Regions from separate parts of the Homo sapiens genome. Here regions 2, 3 and 4 are each linked to region 1. A link is a contact called in ENCODE Hi-C or POLR2A ChIA-PET data. All regions are on one chromosome and are shown on one strand. Each heading gives the region's core, a stretch centred on a gene start or an enhancer-like site at or near the end of the contact. The rest is flanking DNA. Distances are from core to core; before and after follow the strand shown.

Region 1 (2,700 bases), core at 136-2,635:
GGTCTCAATCTCCTGACCTCGTGATCCGCTCGCCTCGGACTCCCAAAGTCCTGAGATTACAGGCAAGAGCCACCGCACCCGGGTCCCCTTCTGACATTTCTTCAGATCTTCCTCGGACACCCAACGACCTTAAAATCCCTCTAACCTTCTTTCTCTCAAAGTTTACTTTCTATAAAGAGCTGATAAACTCATTCATACTAAAGTCTACAGGGTTGTAAATCTTAATCTATTATCGCTTAAAAGATGCTTGTATCAATTTACACCAAAGGGATGAAGCTCTAATTGTGGGGATTTAGTCATCAGAAAATCTAGTAGGGGAAATTCTCCCTACCCACAATCAGAGTAGATTCTACAATAGCAAAAAGGGTTCCAGGCTCACTTAACTTTAGGAACGCTGATAAGAAGACCGCTTACAGCTGCGGAGGTACTGATTTGGTAAAGGGAGGGAAAGAGATTGTATACGTGAGAGTGAAAAAATTGGGTAGAAAAATGGAAGAGCATCAGAAATTCACTTAGCAACACCAAATATATTTGGCACCACTAACCTAGTTTCTCCTGTGTTTGCCTTTCCAATCCGTTGGACCTTAGGGGATGGACCGCCCACTTTCTCCCCAGAGCGGCTCCCGGGTCCGGTTCTCAGTTCTAATCACTGCCCCAAGCCTCCATGCTCCAGGGCCTGTGGTCACAGAGCAAGTCCCAAGGAGCAGAAGTAAAGTTCTAAGAGAAATCACCATCTCCTTGTGCAGGGAACACTCCCAAGCCCAGTGTCCACAGACAAATCACCTCCAGCGACTCGAAGAGGAGAATAATCCCTGTGGGGGCACTGGAGGCTCCGCGTGAAAGTTTCCAAAGCCATGTTCTGCCCCAGGACTCCTTTCTCTCCTCCCAGAAGCTTCAGGCTTTCGCGGCTGCTGGCACATCCCAGCCTGAGTAGCCGAGCAAGAGGGACCCAAGGCAGGATCAGCTTCCCCCGACTTGAAAGGGCACCCGTTCTGCAGGTGCCGGCGCTGGAAATAGCTGGTGTGGAGAACGGAGAGGGAGACGTGCAGGATGAAGTCCGCGCCCAGGAGGGCAGTGGCTCCGCCTCTCTGGGTTAGGGACAGAAGAAAACCCTTAACCCAAAGCCCTAGCATGAGTGAGGCGTGGAAAGCGAGACAGACTCCAGTGGAAGGCTGTGGGGCGGGACTCAGGGTTCCCGGAGAGGCCGCCCCAGCTCCTGCCGCAGCGCTGGGCGCCCTACCACGCCTGCTCCCTAGGGACCCCGGGCGTCCCACGCACGCACCCACCCTCCTTCCCGGGCCTGCCGCTCCTCCCTCCTTCCTCGCTGGTTGGCCCAGGCGCCGCAGAGCGCGGCGGCAGCAGGAGGAGCCGGGCGCGCCTGCCACGCAAAACTACCGGGCTGGCAGGGCGGCGGGCGCGGTGCGCGATCCCGGGTGGCGGCGGCAACGGCGGTGGTGACGGCGGCGACTGCAGCGGCCGGCTCTCACCTCTCCCCTGTGCACCCGCATCTCGCCGCGCCGCCGAGCAGCCAGCAGTCCCCGGGTCGCCCAGCCCACGCGCGCACGGCCGAGCCCAGCGCACAATAGCGGCGACAGCCATGGGGAAACCGGCGAGGAAAGGATGCGAGTGGAAGCGCTTCCTGAAGAATAACTGGGTGTTGCTGTCCACCGTGGCCGCGGTGGTGCTAGGTGAGCGGCGCGGCGGGTGGGCGATGCGCGCACCCTCACGCGCTCTCTGCGCCCAGGCCGCGTGCGGCTGAGGGTGGGCTTGGCGCTGGCGCACTCCATGCAGGGTCCCTCGATGCCCCCTCGGCCTTAGCCTCGGGCCCCCTGCGGGGGCTTTCCCCCAAGCGCTCTAATTACTGCACACCAAGAACAAAGCTCCTCTGGGACTCCCATTTGAGTGCTCCTTGAGCTGCTGGTTCCTGCTCTACCCAAAATGATCAAAGGGGCTTGGGGGTAGAAAGGGAAGCAAGTAGCTCTTGGTTCTGCTCGTTTGAAAACAGGGTTCGATTTTTTTCTTTGTTAATCCCGCACCGTATCTCCCCCTATCACCGCCACCTTCCTCACCCCACACCCCCAGCCTCGCTGCGCGGGCAGAGATTGAGTGTGGATTACAGTTCTCAGTCGAATTGGAAGAGGCACCCTGGCCTCCGGGATGGGCCGGACCCTTAGGGGAGGGAGGCTGAGAACGCTGTCGCCGCTCATCCTGGGCAGTGCGTGGAAAGGTGCCTTCCCACGCGGCGAGCGCCGACTGCCTGCACCCGGGCTCTGAAAAGCTGCCAGATTCGTGCCTGAATTCTGGGATGTGCCACTGTGGCCCGCGGGAGGTCACCGGGGAAGAGAGCTAAGAGAACTCAGCCGTCTCTTCTCCTGCCTTCCTTGCTCTCCACGTTGTTTTTGTATTTAAGATAATGTTTAAGCCATCCTTGCCTGTTTTTAAACAAGGGTGTATTTAAGTGATCCACCCCTCACAGATCACTGGACCAGGTGGATGTCTGAGCCATTGCTCAGAGGTATGAGTTATTCCTATTTAGATTCTGATTTTTTACCAAGGTTGTGTGTTTCTAGCTCCGGCCCGGGGATGCACTTCCTTGGGATTAGCGCCATATCTGTCGCCTTCCCAGTGATAGCTCCTCAGCAGGTGAGGGCTGTTGCACCCTCTGAGGAATGTGGATTCCTCGGCAGGCTCCACCTTCCC
Region 2 (2,700 bases), core at 1-2,500, 180 kb after region 1:
TCAAAATAAAATTAACAAATAATGGTGAATGAAGTGAGATGAAAACTTGCTTAATTTTTGCCTTGATGAGGAGGGAGACAGATTTATCACTTAGCTTCTCAAGAGTTCCTTCTTCCTGCACAATTTTTAGAGCTTAAAACTGGTATAGCACTACTAATAAGGTCTAGCCCTATTTGCTGTCAGCAAAGTGGGACAAATCCAGGAAATGTTGATCACCTTTCACACCCACATGTATGATGAAACCACACCATTTGCCAATTGTATGGAAGACAACCAGATTCCATGACAATTTCCTGTTAGCACTGTGCTTGTAATCATAGCCAGTAGAAAAGCCCCTAGAGGAAAAGCGGCATGATATTCTGTTACTAACTACATGGAAGGATTGGAAAATGGAAACTGAAATAAGAGGGAGTGACAGACCCCCAAGTAGAAACCATGGAGTCACTCTGCCACAGCACTTCACTTAGGAAGGATTTGGTAATTACGAAATAGTGATTGATTGATTTCCCTTTTGGAATTAGCAAGCCAGAGCTATCACTAAGGGGAAATATCATAGAAAATATCTGATTGGTTCATAGAGTTGGCAAATAATCAGGAAGTGATGGAGCTTTTTAAAATTATTCCCTGGTTATTTAAAGAAGTTGAAAATCCTTTCACAAATCTTTATCCAGGAGAAGAAAATAAATTCTACCTGGACTTAATGCAGGGTTGTTTGAAAAGAAATTAAAAATTCATGATAAAGATAAGAAACATGTTAGCTTTAGAACAGAAAAAAAAAAAAGTGGGAACAGGTGGAGCTGAATTAAAGGTTAGGAAGTCAGGGAAAACCAATATGGAGAAAAAGACAAAGGTGCGATCTGTCCCAGAAGATAATGATGTGTTTGTGGTAAGTGGGGGATGTGGGGGAGGGTTGTTGAAAACCACCTGAGACTATTTAGAGTCCGACTTGAGGTTAAGGAGGGGGAGTTCATCGATCTCTTACCGCCCGGATCTGCAGCTCCACCACCACCTCCAGAGGCATCGTTCCCTGCGTGGGCGAAAGGACTGGAATGAGAAGATCCTTTTGTGCCGAGCCTTGGACCAATTTTTCTTAGTTTAGCTGAATACCTAGAGCAAATGTTCCCAGAAGCTTCCCCAGTCCCACGCCCTTGTTCCCCTACCGTCCCCCCCAGCCCAGGTCCCTCCCACCGGGACGGGTCTCTCACACTCGAAGCTGGAGTGCAGGCTTCCAGAAGGCGGAAGCGTGGCGTTGCCAGGGACACTCAAACGCGCAGTCTTCATCGTGGAACGCGCGCGAGGCCCCAGCGCAGACGCGCGCCCTCACGGTCGCTGTTGCCCACGCAGTGCCCCCAGCCGGAGAGACTGGCCCTGTCTGGCGTGCTAGACGGATAGAGAAATGCTAACAATCCCGATCTTCTTTCCATCAGCTCCTGCTATCCCCAATTACCATGTCAGAATGTTTACCGTTTTCATTCTGAAAGTAGAATGAGATCATAGGTCTGTTATAATTTAAATAGTACACGTTTAGTAGCTGCACGACCCCAAGCCTTGTAGTTTCTGTAACAATTCTCATTTAATATAGTTGCCTGTTCCTAAAAATACTCTTTTGCTTATTAAATGTTATGTTTGCTTCGGAAAACATGGCCACCGTCAATAACAAACGTGTGCTAATTAGAAATATAAGGTTAATTCTTAAACATATTTAAAAGTTAGGTATCCCCTGTTAGCAGCAATAGAAATATGTCAGTCTTTCCATAACGGTGTCCAGCCTTTTCTGGGGTTTAGTTTAAGGCAAGCATTGAGTAGTCCAATGGGTAGTTATTGCATTTGCCAAAACCACAGTTACTGTAAACACTGTCAGAGGTGGTGCGCAGAGCAAGAGTTCTGAATGAGTAGGGGACATTCACTACATCTAATAGAGAAAAATGAAGGAAAGGAGCAGGTAGTGGCTCCTTCTAGCAATCCAAAAAATCTAGGAAGGCCAATGCTGCCTCTGAAAAAAAAATTTTAAATCCTAAATTATGTTCAGTCATTTATTACTAATATTTTGCATTAGAGAGTTATACAATTGGAAATAGTGCAGAAGGATGGTCAAGACAAGATTGGGTATTCATTTTGGTAACTGGAGTTTATTTCCCTGGAAGGGAAAAACTTGGTATGATGAAGAAGGGCATATTGTATCCTTATCCAGTTCCTAGTGCTGTGTCTCTCTGCATATCAAGAGATACAGGTGGGCACCTAACTATCTATAGTGTCCAGATCATTGATTTGTCACTCACAACTTGCTGACACCCAGAGTGATGTGGGACAGGACCTGTGATGATCCTAACAGGTAGGTCACCAACACCAATGCTAAGAAATCAAGGAGAGTGACAAGCAAAACAAATTAATAAATAGCCAGAGTTGTATTGGGAGAGAAGAATCAGTCTTTACTGAGGATCTGCAAAGTGCTAGGCACATTGCGTATGCTAATTCATCTCAACCCTACAATAACTCTATCAGGGAGATATTATCCCTATTTTACAGATGCAGAATCTGAAGCTAGACAGCCTTTTACTAAAAGCCACAGACCTAATAAGGGAGCAGCCACATTTGAATCCAGGTGTGCCCTACCACATCACTGGGTCTGCAATATAGACATCCTGTTGATCTCTAGAGACACAATGTTCCATTCTATGCTCTTCTTAGTCTTAACTCTTG
Region 3 (2,700 bases), core at 31-2,530, 200 kb after region 1:
ATGATTTCTAAGATGAACCTATATCCACACATATATCGTATGTATTTTTTTGTGAGATGGAGTCTTGTTCTGTCGCCTGGGCTGGAGTGCAGTGGCATGATCTCAGCTCACTACAACCTCTGCCTCCTGGGTTCACGCAAGATTCTCCTGCCTCAGCCTCCCGAGTAGCCGGGATTACAGGCATCCACCACCATGCCCAGCTATTTTTTGTATTTTTAGTAGAGACGGGGTTTCACTATGTTGGCCAGGCTGGTCTTGAACTCCTGACCTCGTGATCCACCCGCCTCGGCCTCCCAAAGTGCTGGGATTACAGGCGTGAGCCACCACACCCGGCCTCATACATCATTTTAAACAAAATTAATAAGACTCCCATACAAGAAAATTTTAATTTTTAAAAATAGTTTACCAGATGAATTTAATCATGTAATATCAGTATGATACTATACCACATATATTGTCTATAGGAAGAATTGCTAGATATTCAGTATCTGAGAAAGAAGATTCAATTAGAATTTAAAATCTGATTTAAATTTCTAAAATTTTTTCTTAGAGTTTTATTAATCAAGATAAAAGAAAAGACACAGAAGATGAAGATAAATCAGAATCATTTATGCAAAAATATGAGCAAAAAATCAGACATTTTGGTAAGTCTACTACTTGGATTTCCTTCTTTGTAATGTTTGGTATCATATGTACATGTGCAAAAAATGGATTTATAAAAAGAGAGCCAAAAAGAAAAGTGGCAAACTCCAATTTTGTAGCTTCTGGCACAGCTGTATAGATCTTGTTTTAGAATTTTTTTTTTTTTTGGTTATAAATAAAATTAATTGACAGAGCAAACCAAATGGTAAAGAGAAGCAAAAGTATTATTATATAGTGTACTACCTTTAAGACAACTTTATGTATTCCATAGCCTCTTTCCATTTCCTAAGTAGTCTTTGCTTTTTTCTTTTTCCTCTTTGCTTCCTTGGAATCTGATTATCTTATGTTTTAAAGATTATTCATTTTTTTTCAGGTTTTGGATATGATGCTTTATAATTCAGGCAGATCCTTGAACTGTTACTCAGATAAATATAGTAATAGAAATGTATATATAAAGAACTGAAAAATAGGTTTTTTCTATTGGGGAAAAAGGGTAAGAGGGGGGTTGATACAAGTGAAGGCTTCCCAGAGGAGCCAGCATCTGAGCTTGATTTCAAGGAACAGATAGGAGTTTTTCATGTATAAGGGAGGCAAGCCAACAGCAACAGCATGAGACGGGCAGTTAGGAAACAGCATGGTGTGTTCTGAGAATTATAGGCAGCATGATACCGCTGGCATGAAAATGCTGCTGGGAAGTGTTAGGAGTTAAGGTTTAAAACTTTTTTTTTTTTTAATTCCAAGTAGTATGTTAATTTAGTAAACATGGTTTTTATTTGTAATATGTTCATGAACTTTTTACATGGCATTTTGAAATCTTTTTCCTGTTGGTGTTTATTTACCCAACGTTTTTTGAATTTCGTTTATGCTTCAGTTATGTCAATATAATAAATATTACTTTAAATTTTTTCCCTTCCTTTTATGTAATTTATTCGTAAAATATTCACTTTGCTCATACTTTTCATTTTAAAGAAAGAAAAAAGACTGTGTTTAACTAAAAAATAGTACCCAAGGAAATAAAGACAAAGTTTTTCTACATATAATCAATGTGGTATTATTTATAATGGAAAAAAAATGAATACACAGGCCTCCCTTGGACAGATAGTAAAATCTTAAAATGAGCAGAGCCTTGAGTCATAAGGATAGAAAGCAAAAAATTTGCACATGAATCTTAGTTGTGATATGTGAATTGCCACTCCCGCCTACAGTCCTTGCTTTCTAGGCCCATGTTTTGCTGCTGAAGGAAAAATAGTACCATATACTGATTGCTCTTTCAGAGCATGTACTGCATCTGGTGAAACAACATTCCTCAAGGTGTTTTCACCCAGCTGGCACTCTGAAAGTTGGTTGCTTTGAAGCCATGAGAAACCTAGTAAATGAGAAGCAGTTCTTTCACTTTTGCTGTAAGCTGAGTGCCTTGTTCAGAAGCAATTTTGTGTAGGAAAATATCCAAATATCACAAAGTGTTGTAACCCATCTGGCACTATGTATCTTCAGCATTTTATAAAACCTGCTTCTGGGTAGTGATGTTCGTGATGAGAACAGTGAATTTCATGAACCCTACAGTCTTCATTTCTTTTGCTGTAAAATGAGTTTCTGGGTCAAAAAATAGTGTGGTATGGTGAATAATTCATTTAGTAAGACTACAGATGTATTACTGATTAGAAGCATGGCAAGGAGGGAGGGCACTTCCACATCTAGAGTGGGCTCGTTCAAGTGAGGAATTACCAGTCCCTCTGAGATGAAGTGGGACCAGGGTAGTCAACCTGCTACTTGATGGCTGGCTGATCTCTGCAGTGCATTGTGCCGTATTGAGATTTTGGTGTTTTTCGCTACTAGTAAATTAGGTGTTCAGTGGCTAAACTGGATTAGGATACTAGAACATCCTTGAGGGGAGAGTCTACACTGTCGAATCTATGCATAATCACAAACCTATGCCACCACGACCCCTGAATTTATGAAACTATTGTGCAAATAATGAGATAGTTGAGGAAAAAAACTGACTTAACATCCACAGGTGATTAATAAGCAATCATTTTGCTGTTACGTGTTGTGAACTTC
Region 4 (2,500 bases), core at 1-2,500, 250 kb after region 1:
TTTCTAGAAGGAAAACTCTGTTCCCCTCCGAAGAATGGGACTGAGGTAGGGAACGAAAGAGGGCGTTGTTTTTTATGCTATGCACGTCTATCCTGTTTGCTATCCTTACAAAAAAAAAAAAAAAAAGAAGGAAAACAAAAGAAAAAGGCCTTGTGGAAGCATTATTTCTATGTAAATGGGTTTCAAAATGAGTTTCAAAACGGGTTCTATTTTGAAAAGTAAGGTCAACATTTTTTGAGAAAAAAACTCCTGCGATTGGCTTTTCAAAAACAACCCTCTTAAGAGAGAATTTACATACCACAAATTCACCCATTGTATAGTGTAGATTGTTAACTGCCTTTCGTGCCGAGCTGTAAGAATTTATTTGGCATGAGAAACAAAATATTTTATAGAACCATGCACAAGAATAGCCTTCGTGTCTACGAAATCTAAGGATATCAAAATGAGATAATTTTATGACTGCAACAAGGGTAAATAATACTTGGCCTTGGGAATATGGGGGAAAGGTCAGAACTACAAGATCTCATAGAGCTTAACCACACCAAAAAAGAAAGAGAAAAGAAAGAAACAAAGAAAACAAAACAGAACGAGCAGACTCTAGCAGGGCTAATGACAGTCTTCCAAAGGCACCAGCACGTTGAACAAGCTGCGGCTCAGCTCGATGGACCCCCAAGAGTGGCTGCCACTGGGAGGACTTGGGCCTCTGAAACAAAGCCCGGTGGTTTCCTTTCATCTCTGAACTTCGAGCTCGACCTAACTTTCCAGTCCCTTCCCCCACCGCCACCCCATAACCCGCCCGAAGCGGCCCACGGAGGCCGGAGGTTTTGGGGCGCAGTCGCTCAGCAGCCCGAGGTCTCTGTCCCGGGCGGCGGGAGGGAAATGCCGCGCCCGCAGCCAGGGACCCGCGTGCCCAGCTTCGGCCCCTCGCCCGCGAAGTCCGACCCGGGTGACAGCGCACGGCCGGCCCTGGGCCCAGAGCTCCCACCTGTGCCCCGCAGCATGTTGTCCCGGAGCAGGTCCCCGCTGGAGAGGTGCTTCAGCTCGAAGTGTGTAGTGATGCGCGACGACACGGTGCCCTTGCCCGAGCCCGGGGCCCCCATGATCACCGCTCGCAGCAGCCGCGCGGACGCCCCCATGGCCGCAGACTGAGGCCCGCACCGCGCGGGTACCAGGGCTTTGGCCTGGCCTGCGCGCTCACCCGCTCGGCAGCCTGCGCCGGCCGGCTAGCAGCGCCACTAGCAGGCGGCTACTGCGGTTCCCCGGCGTTCCCGGAAGTGAGCCGACAGCCCCTGGGGCCGCCCAGACAGCGCGGGACCCCGCTGTTGCGTCCGCCTCTCGGCTACCCCGGCGCACCCCCCGCCCCCGACCGAGCGCCTGTTCCCGCCCAGCCGCGCAAGCCGCGCAAGCCGCGCCCCCTCTGCGCTCGCTCGGCCGCCCAGCTCCCACCTGCGCCTCTCCGCGGCCCCTCTCCACCGGCCGCTGGGCCCGGATCCCTTCGGCGCCCCTCTGCACCCACCCCCACGCGCCCTCCACTCGGCTCAGATCTACCTCCGCGCCTCTCCGCGACCCCGGAACCCCGCGCCCTGTCCGGCCCATTCCCAGCCGGATAGACCGCGCTCCCCTCTGTCCGACCTTGGCAACTCCTGCGCGCCCCCTCCCCACCTCTAGTCGCCCCTCGGAGCCGCTTGGTTTCGGGATCCACCCGCATCCACCCCTCCAACAACCCTTTCGTAGCCCTCGCCCCTAGTCCATAGCAGGCGCTGCCCTACCCAGTCCTTGCCGGACACACCGCGACCCCTTTCGTGCTCCCTTGACAACCCTGGCCCCACCTCCACCTGGCGCCCACTCGAATCCGCCCCTCCCTTCTACCCCCCTGGACCGCCAGACCCCCCGCTTCTGCACCCACTCCCGCCTTCGCCCTTCCCTCCTTCCTCCTCCTCCTCTGCTGCCGAGCGCCCTCTCTTCCCACTCCCTCTCTGTGTAGAATCACAGGGAGTGACCTTGAGCCGAGAGGGCCTACCTCATTTTACAGGAGAGGAAATCCAGCTTCCATTGAGTGAGACTCTTTTATAAATAACGTAAAAGAGTGTGTGAAACTGTGGAGGCAGGCTGTTGTAGATAGGCGGTCGGAAAAGCTTTGAAGAGATGGCATGTGTGCTGAGTGCTTAATTAGAATATGGAAGAGAGAGACATGGGCCCTTCCTATGTCCAGTTTTAGGAAAAGGCCCTAAAACTGGAGGTTTGGCATGTTTCAAGAATGGAAACAGAGGACAAAAACGTTCGAGTGAGTATCATTTTGCCTGTAAAATGGGCATAGAGGAGTAGAATGGAGGAGTTAAAATAATGTAGTACTTAGTGCAATGCCAGCTACGGGGTCAATGTTCAATAATGGTTGTCCATTTATCATCATTGCTTTGTCCCGGACACTATGCTAAGGCAGAAAGAAGGCTCTCTGAAAATAAAACACAGTTACCATTCTCCTCAGAGGTCCAGAACTGAT

What was found. Hi-C counts contacts between places; a loop is a spot of excess contacts on that map. ChIA-PET counts read pairs that join two places held with the same protein, here RNA polymerase II (POLR2A). Pooled maps may share reads with other maps.
Region 2: a loop to region 1 is called in a map of PC-3, with 5 times the contacts of the local background. The contact joins the promoter of SPATA6L here to the promoter of SLC1A1 in region 1. A Hi-C loop is called at or near these places in 4 of 168 maps with a recorded cell type or tissue (Caco-2, PC-3, chondrocyte and 1 more), 17 of 37 single-sample maps with no recorded cell type and 18 of 50 pooled maps. POLR2A ChIA-PET finds 5 or more read pairs at or near these places in 7 of 52 experiments (GM12878, MCF 10A, PC-9 and 3 more).
Region 3: a loop to region 1 is called in a pooled map, with 2.2 times the contacts of the local background. The contact joins the enhancer-like site here to the promoter of SLC1A1 in region 1. A Hi-C loop is called at or near these places in 1 of 50 pooled maps. POLR2A ChIA-PET finds 5 or more read pairs at or near these places in 2 of 52 experiments (GM12878 and WTC11).
Region 4: a loop to region 1 is called in a map of endothelial cell of umbilical vein, with 4 times the contacts of the local background. The contact joins the promoter of AK3 here to the promoter of SLC1A1 in region 1. A Hi-C loop is called at or near these places in 2 of 168 maps with a recorded cell type or tissue (endothelial cell of umbilical vein and mammary epithelial cell), 12 of 37 single-sample maps with no recorded cell type and 12 of 50 pooled maps. POLR2A ChIA-PET finds 5 or more read pairs at or near these places in 3 of 52 experiments (MCF 10A and WTC11).

The regions. Positions count from the first base shown.
Region 1 is chr9:4,489,083-4,491,782 of GRCh38, forward strand. It overlaps SLC1A1 (solute carrier family 1 member 1), which reads left to right and starts at 1,386. Exons shown (of 12, transcript NM_004170.6): 1 at 1,386-1,688. The coding sequence starts at 1,598. It also overlaps a transcript of GLIS3 not described here. RefSeq lists an enhancer at 984-1,033 and a silencer at 1,184-1,613.
Region 2 is chr9:4,665,230-4,667,929 of GRCh38, forward strand. It overlaps SPATA6L (spermatogenesis associated 6 like), which reads right to left and starts at 1,251. Exons shown (of 12, transcript NM_001353486.2): 1 at 983-1,251. The coding sequence starts at 1,021. It overlaps PLPP6 (phospholipid phosphatase 6), which reads left to right. Exons shown (of 1, transcript NM_203453.5): 1 at 1-29. RefSeq lists silencers at 1,040-1,089, 1,100-1,179.
Region 3 is chr9:4,687,963-4,690,662 of GRCh38, forward strand. It overlaps CDC37L1 (cell division cycle 37 like 1, HSP90 cochaperone), which reads left to right. Exons shown (of 7, transcript NM_017913.4): 3 at 551-644. Among named protein-coding and RNA genes, the nearest start is that of CDC37L1, 9.7 kb to the left of the region's middle. Within about 2 kb of position 1,281, at least 4 of the 41 ENCODE cell types and tissues checked have a DNase peak (open chromatin) inside an H3K27ac peak, as active enhancers do; they include GM12878, where a contact is called at or near this core.
Region 4 is chr9:4,739,952-4,742,451 of GRCh38, forward strand. AK3 (adenylate kinase 3) reads right to left here and starts at 1,251. Exons shown (of 5, transcript NM_016282.4): 1 at 986-1,251. The coding sequence starts at 1,136. RefSeq lists silencers at 781-920, 1,151-1,640.